Linked DNA regions of Homo sapiens: region 1 is linked to region 2. Evidence: chromatin loops called from intact Hi-C (ENCODE). Cell type or tissue: heart right ventricle. All regions are shown on one strand. Links, peaks and the distances in the headings refer to the core of each region. The heading gives the core; the rest is flanking DNA. Region 1 overlaps WSB1 (WD repeat and SOCS box containing 1). Region 2 has its middle 31 kb from the start of MIR4522.

Evidence for each region. Hi-C counts contacts between places; a loop is a spot of excess contacts. Peaks named below come from ENCODE experiments on the same cell type or tissue, not always from the same donor. Only the 100,000 strongest peaks of a DNase experiment are listed, where the experiment ranks them.
Region 1: a loop joins it to region 2, with 4 times the contacts of the local background. A loop is called at or near these places in 2 of 110 quality-filtered maps.

Annotation. Positions count from the first base shown.
Region 1 is chr17:27,312,839-27,318,218 of GRCh38, reverse strand. WSB1 (WD repeat and SOCS box containing 1) reads right to left here. Exons shown (of 9, transcript NM_015626.10): 9 at 2,293-5,380. Among named protein-coding and RNA genes, the nearest start is that of LINC03146, 17 kb to the left of the region's middle. In heart right ventricle, for the core only: no CTCF peak of the experiment used is centred there; a DNase peak (open chromatin) is centred at 2,658; H3K27ac peaks cover 2,579 bases.
Region 2 is chr17:27,259,943-27,265,322 of GRCh38, reverse strand. No RefSeq gene overlaps it. Among named protein-coding and RNA genes, the nearest start is that of MIR4522, 31 kb to the left of the region's middle. In heart right ventricle, for the core only: no CTCF peak of the experiment used is centred there; no DNase peak of the experiment used is centred there; H3K27ac peaks cover 2,476 bases.

The sequences.
Region 1 (5,380 bases), core at 272-5,271, 53 kb before region 2:
TACAGGTGTGAGCCCCTGTGCCCGGCCATTTTGTGTGAGTTTGGTGCCAAAATATTTAGCTCACTTGGTGCAAATGTATGTCTTTTAAGATTTCCATTTAAGGCAGGGCGTGATGGCTCATGCCTGTAATCCCAGCACTTTGGGAGGCTGAGGTGGGTGGATCACCTGAGGTCAGGAATTCCAGACCAGCCTGGCCAACATGGCAGAACCCTGTCTCTACTAAAAAAAAAAAAAATACAGCCGGGCGTGGTGGCTCACGCCTGTAATCCCAGCACTTTGGGAGGCCGACGCAGGCAGATCACGAGGTCAAGAGATCGAGACCATCCTGGCCACCATGGTGAAACCCCACCTCTGCTAAAAATACAAAAATTAGCTGGGCATGGTGGCAGGCACCTGTAGTCCCAGCTACTTGGGAGGCTGAGGCAGGAGAATCGCTTGAACCCAGGAGGCAGAGGTTGCAGTGAGCCGAGAATGTGCCACTGCACTCCAGCCTGGTGACAGGGAGAGACTCCGTCTCAAAATAAATAAATAAATAACCCAGGTGTGGTGGCACGGCCTGTAATCCCTGCTACTCAGGAGGCTGAGACAGGAGAATCTCTTGAACCCGGGAGGCGGAGGTTGTGGTGCGCTGAGCCTGCACCACTGCATTCCAGTCTGGGCAACAGAGCGAGTCTCCGTGTCAAAAAATATATATATATACATATATATATATATTTCTGTTTAATATCAGCCTCATTCTTGGCTTTTTTTTTTTGAGATGGAGTTTCACTCTTGTTGCCCAGGCTGGAGTACAATGGTGCAATCTTGGCTCACCGCAACCTCCGCCTCCCGGGTTCAGGCGATTGTCCTGCCTCAGCCTCCTGAGTAGCTGGGATTACAGACGCATGCCACCATGCTGGGTTAATTTTTTGTATTTTTAGTAGAAACGGGGTTTCACCATGTTAGCCGGCTGGTCTCGAACTCCTGACCTCAGGTGATCTGCCTGCCTTGGCCTCCCAAAGTGCTGGGATTACAGGCGAGGGCCACTGCACCTGGCCTCTTGGATCTATTTTAATCATTATCTTTCTCAGGTATCTCTCTAATGCCCATCATCCTTAATCTATTTTTTATAAGAACATTTCATTATTATTCAACAATTCGGAAGCATAAAACGACCCAGTGGAGTAGCCATTTCATTTCTCTTACTTACTGATCTATACTCGAGCAAGTTTGTCCAACGTGTAGCCCACGGGCCACATGTGGCCCAGGATGGCTTTGAACGTGGCCCAACACAAATTCGTAAACCTTCTTAATAACATTATGAGATTGTTTTTGTAATTCTTTTTTAAGCTCATCAGTTAGTGTATTTTATGTGTGGCCCAAGACAATTCTTCCAATGTAGCCCAAGGAAGCCAAAAGATTGGACACCCCTGTTCTAGATGATTTCTATAGCTCACACTTTACTTTTGGAGAACAATTTTTTCAGAAAGAGCCATTGATGCTTCAGCCTTATTTAAAACCAAACAAACACAAACTCACTATAATGACGGTGACAGGCAACACTGTATTATAGGTTTTCCTAACAAAACCTGTAATACTACTTTCAGACCAGAAGACCAACTGTTATGTGGAACTATAAAGAAAATTCCTTAATCAGTATCTTTAAAACAGAAACCAGAAGGATAATGACAGTAGTCTCTAATAGAGAAAATAGTGCTGGAGTTGATAAAAATTGAATTAAATCATTTTTTCCTTCTCCAATTCCAGCCCTATTCAATCATTTTCTGATTCCTCAACTGTTAAGATAAGCCTAGACTGGTCAGGCACTGTGGCTCATGCCCGTAATCCCAGCACTTTGGGAGGCCAAGATGGGCAGATCACTTGAGGCCAGGAGTTCAAGACGAGCCTGGCCAACATGATGAAACCCTATCTCTACTAAAAATACAAAAATTGGCCCAGCTCACGCCTGTAATCCCAGCTACTCAGGTGGCTTATGCACGAGAACCACTTGAACCAGGGGAGGCAGAGTATGCAGTGAGCTGAGATTGCACCACTGCACTCCAGCTTGGGTGACAGAGCGAGATCCTACCTCAAAGTAAAAAATAAAAGCATACATAATGTCAAAAAACAACCACACAAAGCTACCCCACCCACCTGTAATAAAACAGGTCACTTTATACCTGGCTCAGACCAGATTTTTGCTGGTGGCTAAAGAATGCTTTATGGATCAAAGGGCAGGTTGAGATTGCCTACTTACGTTCATTCCTTCCAAGCATCTTACCATAAACATCTGCCAAGGTTATGACGAGCATGTCACTAGGTTGCATTTTATTAGTTGCTGCCAACAGCTCTTACTTCTGATGGAAAAGAATTTAACAACAACAAAAAAACCCAGTATACTCCAACTTATGCTTTTTCTATGCTTTTATCACCAAATGATAGTACATCCATATATAACTCTAGATATTTGTTTTATAGTCCACACACTTGCTAGTTAAAATGTATTATCATAAGCCACAGTCTGTTCAGAATTACTTGGGTAAAATGCTATGTCACCTACAAACCCTCATCTGATTAATATGGAGGTTGTAATCACTGTCTCAATGGTTTCAGGCTCGTGAAACTTCTCATGCTATTTTCTTACGCCTGTGCTGGCTGGCTGACGGCCAAGTCCTCTGCCTCTGCCACTGCCTCAACCCATAAGCATGCTACAGTGCAGTCCAACCTTTTTTGGTCTTGCCGACCCAAGAGCAGTGTAAACCAGTTGAATCCAACTGCATCACAGTCACAGCAGGCAGGAAATTTCAAGGATCGTTAAGTTTAAGATTTGCCAACCTAAGATCAAGTTATAGGTTTTAAAGTGATTTCATTATCGCAAAAGGATAGCTTGGCTGCTGAGTGTGATTTTCCTATGTTCACATGTACTCCATGGGATTCTAAAACAGAAAATTAAATCTGAACATAAATGATCTGCCAGTTCTCCAAATGACAGGCTTGTGGCAAAATAGGAGAGGCAGTGTCATTTTCAAATCATGTAGCTAGAATCTGATCCAAGTCCATAATCAACGTCTTCCCTATTTTCCTTTGGTCCTTCAGTCTGTTATTACTGTTATTACCTTCTTCCCCACAGACAAATGGAAAATTCAAACATGTTTCTACTTGACATATACGCTGCAATCTTCCTTTCACACTGGCACTCACTATGGTTTTCACGAGAAGAGGTGGCAAACAGGTGAACATCTCACAGAATGTAGCTTCCAAAAATGCTGTTTTGGGCCAGGTTCGGTGGCTCACACCTATAATCCCAGCACTCTGGGAGGCCGAGGCGGGCGGATCACGAGGTCAGGAGTTTGAGACCAGTCTGGCCAACAGTGAAACGCCGTCTGTCCTAAAAATACAACAAAAATTAGCTGGGCGTGGTGGGGGAGCGCCTGTAATCCCAGCTGCTTGGGAGGCTGAGGCAGGAGAATTGCTTGAACCCAGGAGGTGGAGGCTGCAGTGAGCCAAGATCGCACCACTGCACTCCAGCCCAGGTGACAGTGTGAGACTCCGTCTCAAAAAAAATAAAAAATAAAAAATAAAAAAAGCTGTTTTTACTTGACTGGATATGTTGGTGTGGAAAGCAAAAATAATGCAATGATATGAAAAGTAATGGTATCTTATTTATTTAGAGTCTTACTCTGTCACCCAGGCTGGAGTGCAGTTGCGTGATCTCAGCTCACTGCAACCTCCATTTCTCCAGTTCAAGCAATTCTCTTGCCTCAGCCTCCTAAGTAGCTAGGAGTACAGGAACCCACCACCATGCCCAGCTAATTTTTGTAATTTTAGTAGAGACAGGGGTTTCACTATGTTGGTCAGGCTTGTCATGAACTCCCGGCCTTAAGTGACCCACCTGCCTTGGCCTCCCAAAGTGCTGGGATTATAGGTGTGGGCCACTGCGCCCGGCCAGTGTATTTTAAAATTATAAAGCCGATATATTACAAAGTAAAATGCAGGGGAAAAAAAGTCACAAGAAGTATAAAGATTAGATGCTTCTTGTGCTTCTTTTTGTAAAATACAGATGATCCTCAAGAAGTAACTTGAGCAGATTTTCTACTGGCTTTCAAATTGATAACCCTACACCCCCTATAAATTTTTACATTCCTTAACAGAGCTAACCATAGGAACTTCCAAATAATTTCTCAGTGGAAATGAGTCTTCAAAATCACACATGGCTCATAAGAGTTTTGCTTTTTTAATGCCTTCTCAAAGGACCCAGACTGCTAGATTTTCATAATAACTACTTTAACCAGATAGACTTACTATAGGCTGGTAGTTCCCCACTAAAAGATACTTTTCTCTTGCTTAGTAGTCACCTTCCTGTGTTCTAGAGCTTCCCTATGCTTTTAAAATATGCATTATTACAACAGTTCTCCTAAAAACAAAACCACCATAAGAGCTGCTGCACTCGGGGAGCCCTGAATGAATTCTAGAGCAGCGCCTGAGTCCTGCATTCTTTCTTCATTGTCCTTTTTGCTTAATTTGCCTGTGGTGTACCATCAACCTTACAATGGAGACAGAGAGAAAGTACTCCACCTAACCTATTTAAGAAACATTTGCAATATACTGTTTTTTTTTTTTACAAGTCTTTAATTAAAAAACTCAACAAAAATATATAATTGAGCATTTTACATAATGCATACATTCTTAATATCTGCAGGTAAGATAAACAACAGAAGGCAAAAGCAGATATGCTGTATTGCTTCTTTGGCAACTCACCAATATCATCCCCTGCAGAAACAGAGTTTTTTTTTTTTTTTTTAAATCCATGGTCTTAAAATAATTGTCCCTTAGTATAAACAAAATATTTAGCAATAATACAGTAGACGGATTCTTCAAATTCACAACAATTTATAATACTTTATACCACAAGGGTAAACTAGTAAGCTGCTTTCTAAAATTAAGGCAGCAGCAGTGTTTAGAGGGGGAGTAAAAAAAAAAAAAAAGACATCCTTTTTCTAGTTATATCCTGGCTCTGCCTTCTTTGTTGTTGTTTTTAAATAACGTCACATTCAAGCTCTACGTCTTGGATGACATTCCTAAGGATAATAAAATCCTTTTCCCTGTACATAAACTGTGTTTCACTTCCAGATCAGTCTGACACTCTCCAACAAAACCAAATACATTTCGTATGAGGCAACACAATTTTTTTTTTTTTTTGAGATGGAGTCTCGCTCTGTTGTCCAGGTTGGAGTGCAGTGGTGTGATCTTGGCTTACTGCAACCTCCACCTCCTGGGTTCAAGCAATTCTCCTGCCTCAGCCTCCCAAGTAGCTAGGACTACAGGTGTGCACCACCACGCCTGGCTAATTTTTTTTTTTTTTGTATTTTTAGTAGAGACAGGGTTTCATCATGTTTGCCAG
Region 2 (5,380 bases), core at 170-5,169:
TTTTGTATGGACAGAATTTATTTAAGTTATTGTGTTTCTGATTTTAGTGTTAGATTTAAAATTATTATTTATTTATTTGAGACAGTCTCCCTCTGTCATCCAGGCTGGAGTGCAGTGGCACTATCTCAGCTCACTGCAACCTCTGCCTCCTGGGTTCAAGCGATTCTCATGCCTCAGCCTCCGGAGTAGCTGGGATTACTAGTGTGCGCCACCACGCCTGGCTAATTTTTTTTTTATTTAGTAGAGATGGTGTTTTGCCATGGTGGCCAGGCTGGTCTCAAACTCCTGACCTCAAGTGATCCACCTGCCTCGGTCTCCCAAAGTGCTGGGATTGCAGGCATGAGTCACCACTCTCGGCCTAGATTTAAAATTTTTATATACAGTTATTTTATAATATGTTGGTATTATTAAAAACAATGGTGTTTAATTATTAATAAGGTAATGTCCTGAAGTATGGCAAAACAAAGTATGCTTGTGTATGCAAGAGGTTGCAGAAAGCATAAAGACCTCACAGAGATTTTATACTGGGTCTATTTAGACCAGTTGTGCCACTAATCTAAGGGCAACCCACTTCTCTTTTGATGGCCTTTTTGCTAGAGGTATCTTAGATCTTTTGTTATCTGATACACACACACACACACACACACACACACACATGCACACGCAAACCCATATCCTATACCCTCACTTCTCCAAACTGAGCAATAACAAGAGAAATGGAGAAGAAATGTCCAAAGTTCACAAATTCCAACTTCAGCTTAGCAAACTCACATAAGGAAGTAAGAAAATGCATGCTATAGATAACAATGTCAGAACAGGGAAGGACCAGTCAAAGAACTGAGGCACACAAAGGTTAAGCAAGAGTGTTCAAGAGGACCGTAAAGGGAAATATTCAGAGAGCTTCTTTATTATTTTATTTGTTTTGAGGCAGGGTCTCGCTCCATTGTCCAGGCTGAAGTGCAGTGTGCGATCTCCGCTCACTGCAACTTCCGTCTCCCAGGTTCAAGTGATTCTCTTGCCTCAGCCTCCTGAGCAGCTGGGATTACAGGCACGTGCCACCACACCCAGATAATTTTTATTTTGTTTTGTTTTGAGATGGAGTTTCACTCTTGTCGCCCAGGCTGGAGTGCAGTGGCATGATCTCAGCTCACCGCAACCTCCGCCTCCAAGGTTCAAGCGATTCTTCTCCCTCAGCCTCCCAGGTAGCTGGGATTACAGGTACCCACCACCACACCCAGATAATTGTTGTATTTTTAGTAGAGATGAGGTTTTACCATGTTGGCCAGGCTGGTCTTGAACTCCTGACTGTCTGTCTGTGGCAGTGCAGAGTTTCTGGAACCCCTCTGTGACTTAACCCAAAGCCACATGTGCCACTCCCCCATGGGCCTGTCTGATAGAAGGATGTTGCTTACCAAATGGAAGCTCATCTTATTCACATCTTTCTACCAATGCCACTAAATTTGAGTTTACTTGGAGCAGAATTTTTTCCTTCCCTGGATTTTGGTTACCAAACAGATGGAACTTTCACAAATTCAAAACAGCAACTTGGTGCCCAGCTGACCGCACGTCAATGTTCTGGCTGCAGCGCATCCTATCTAAAAGGTGCCTGCTATTTCTTTACTCCTTAGATTATTTTGCTTATTAGAGTCTGGTGTTTCCAGGGGACCTGAGGGCTGGTGAGAACAGAAGCACACAAGATACCCTTACAAACATTCCCTGTCCTTTTGACTGTTGAGGGATCTGCTAGGAAATGGAAAGGCTTGATCTGCTTCCTGAGAAAACTATAGCCAAAGGAATTTTCAGCCGTGTATTATTTTTGGGAATTGTTCAGATATTTCTAAGCTGTTTTTCTCCCTAACAGAACAGGAGTAAGGAAATCCAAAGATCATTCTAACAAAAATAGAGGCAGTGCTACCCAGCTCCGTGCCTGCACAAACAGGTTGTGATGGTGTATTTGAGTAGACCCTTTCTCTAGACATGTTTCAGACTTGAAATATTATGAATGCCTGATTTAAACTGAAAGAACTTTTCCATAAACTAAACACAAAAGGAAGAAACTATTGGTACTTTTGAATAGGATAGGTGACTTTGTTTTTGTTTTGAGACAGGGTCTCACTCTATTGCCCAGGCTGGAGTGCAATGGCTCACTGCAGCCTTGACCTCTTGGCTCAAGTAATTCTCCCAGCTCAACCTCCCAAGTAGCTGGGACTTACAGGTGCATGATACTATGCCCGACTAATATTTTGTACTTTTCGTAGAGATGGGATTTTGCCATATTGGCCATGCTGGTCTCAAACTCCTGACATCAAGTGATCCACCTGCCTCAGCCTCCCAAAGCTCTGGGATTACAGGTGTGAGCCACTGCGTCCAGCCTGACTTTGAATGTCAACATCTAATCCTGTCCCACCCCACACCCCCAGCTCCTGATTGAAAGGAATACAATATAAGTAAAATAAATATCAGTGCTACAACTAGAAAAGGTTATCATCTACATTTCAAAAATATTGAGGACTTTCTACTGGACTACAGCAAGAAATCTGCATGGAAGAAAAAGCTCCAGGTATACCCTGACCTCCCTTCTCCCCAAGAAACAGCATCCTGGAATAATTGAGATCTCAGATCTTAGTAACATCCCCTAATTAGAAAGAGCAAGAGTTAACAGTAAAATAGACCTTGGGTCAATCGCACTACTTGCAATCCTTTTTACCTTTAAAAACAGTTGTGCACGTGGTCCAAGGTTAAACTGGCCACCCCATGGAGAATATCACGGTGTGGGAGTAGGGATAGGACTCCTTCTAGAGACAGTGGACACTACAATAGGCTGGGATACACCTGGATGCTGAGGCCCCCAGGCCAGTCATCGCAGGGCCAGTCAGAAAGCTGAGCCTGGTGCATCCCCGAACACCTAGAATCACAGAATCTGCCCTTCAGCTCATAGCTCTGGATCCCTTCTTCCCTTATTCTAAGCATCAAAGAGGCCTTCAAACTAAGAACAGAGAAGAGCATTGTAACAGCGACTGGTGATGGAATCCCAAGAAAATCATTTTACCCTGTTTCAGGGTCACCTAGAAAGTTTAGATAAATCTCTCCATTTTCAAAGGTGAAATGGTGGTAAAACCAACATGGAACTATGAAAGTATTCTGTATCATGAAGAGAAGAGAACGTAACACTCAAGAGGAAAACCAAGCTATTGAATAAGGTGAATGGTAGTATACTGAGGAGGAAAAAAATGTTACTTTATGAGCAGAATACTTCATTTCTCATGGTGGGGGGAAATGTGTTTAAGAACATATCTTGCAGAGCATGACTAGCTTTGAAGATGAAGCCTTCTAGGCATGGCTAAGATGGTTTGGTGAGCAAAAAGATCCAGAGATATGAAAGGAACCAGAATTGGGAGGAGCTGGCGCAGACCAGAGAGGATGTGATCTGGGAGAGTCTGGGGAGAGAAAGGGATGGAAGTTCAAGAACCTTGGGAAGAAAGTAGGCCCTGAGCAGAGAGGAAAGCAAGCATGAAATGAAAGAAACAAATGAGCTCTAGTGAGCAGGAACAGGAAAATGGAGCAAGCAGTGAGCACAAGGAACCCTAGAAATCTTGGGTGTGGCATTGGACTTCCCATGGGATGGAAGGTTGACCCAGGGTTGTCTGAATCCAACTGACATCAGAATTACGGTAGAAGACTGAAGTGTTACTTTAATACCCTGCCATTACTTTTAATGGCAAAAACTGCAATTGCTTTTGCACCAACCTATAAATTTTAGATGATAAACTTTATTGTGATCCTAACAAAATGAAAACATGGACTCTGTGAAACAATAGCTCAAAATTGATGTTCTCAAATAGTAGACTGAGATGAAAAGCAGAGGCCACTAAAATTTTTTCAAAAGGGGAATTGGATAAGAAAGTAATATAAATGGACTAAAACAATATAATGGAATTTGAAAATACATGAGCGGCAGTAAAGCCTCTAGATTCAAGAAGATGGAAAACTGAATCCACAATATGGAGGCCCAAAAGTCCTCCTAAAATGCAGAAGAAAAGAATAAATTTCAAAATAACATGAGAAAAGGCAATAAATATAGAAGACAGAGAAGGAAGATAAAAATTAAGAACTTAAGATGTTGCTGAGGCTAAAACAGGAACATTGAAACAGACCTAATAATGGAGGATGTAATCAAAGAAACTTCCGAATTGAAAAACAAAGCCTATATATGTAGACTTAAAGGGATTCCAGGCAAAAGCAATAGAAAGATGCCAATATTTAAATTTACCCTGACAACATTGCTGGTTTTTTTTTTTTTTTTTAAGACAGAGTCTTGCTCTGTCACCCAAGTTGGACTGGAGTGGCATGATCTTGGCTCACTGGAACCTTCGCCTCCTGGGCTCAAGCGATTCTCATGCTTCAGCCTCCCGAATGGCTAAGATCACAGGTGTGTGCCACCAGGCCCAGCTAATTTTTATATTTTTAGTAGAGATGGGGTTTCACCATGTTGGCCAGGCTGATCTCGAACTCCTGACCTCAAATGATCTGCCCACCTGCCTTGGTCTCCCAAAGTGCTGGGATTGCAGGCGTAAGCCACTGCGCCCGGCCCATCGCTGATTTTTAAAACAAACAAAAACTCTTATGTTAAGAATTAGAAGGCTGCTTTTTTGATATGATTAATGTCCCAAACTAATACCTTCCTTAACGGTTAATACTTGGGACATTCCCACTAGTAATCTGAAACTATCCCCACTGCTGCTTAAGCTTGGTCTCAAAATTCCAGTCATTGAATAACAACAAGAAAAACAAGTAAAATAAAACTTTTGGAAAGGTGTCAAATTTATTGCCATTTGCACAATCCCATGAACATTTACCTAAAAACCCAAGAGACCAGTTATAAAAGAAGTATATAAAATAAGTATTTTTATAAAAATCAATAGCTTTTACATGTTAGTTAAAAAAATAGATTATATAAAAGCCAGTATATATCTCATATATACTATAATAATATGTATTATTTTATAATAACAATGCAAATAGAAATAGAAAACCAGGCTGGGTGTGGTGGCTCACACCTGTAATCCCAACACTTTGAGAGGCTGAGGGAGGAGGATGGCTTGAGTCCAGAAGTTCGAAGCCACAGTGAGCTACGATCACACCGCTGCACTCCAGCCTGAGTGATAGAGCGAGACACTGTGTCAAAGAAAAAAAGAAATAGAAAACCACAAACCTTTAATGAAGGACATTAAAGAAAGAGTGTATGCCAAGGTAAAGCATGTTCCCTGAGGGGATGACTGGATATTATCAAGATGATGTTGTCCTTAAATAAATTTATAAATTTAATGTAATTCCAATCAAAGTGACAAGGAAATTTTTTTTTGGCGCTTAATGAAACATC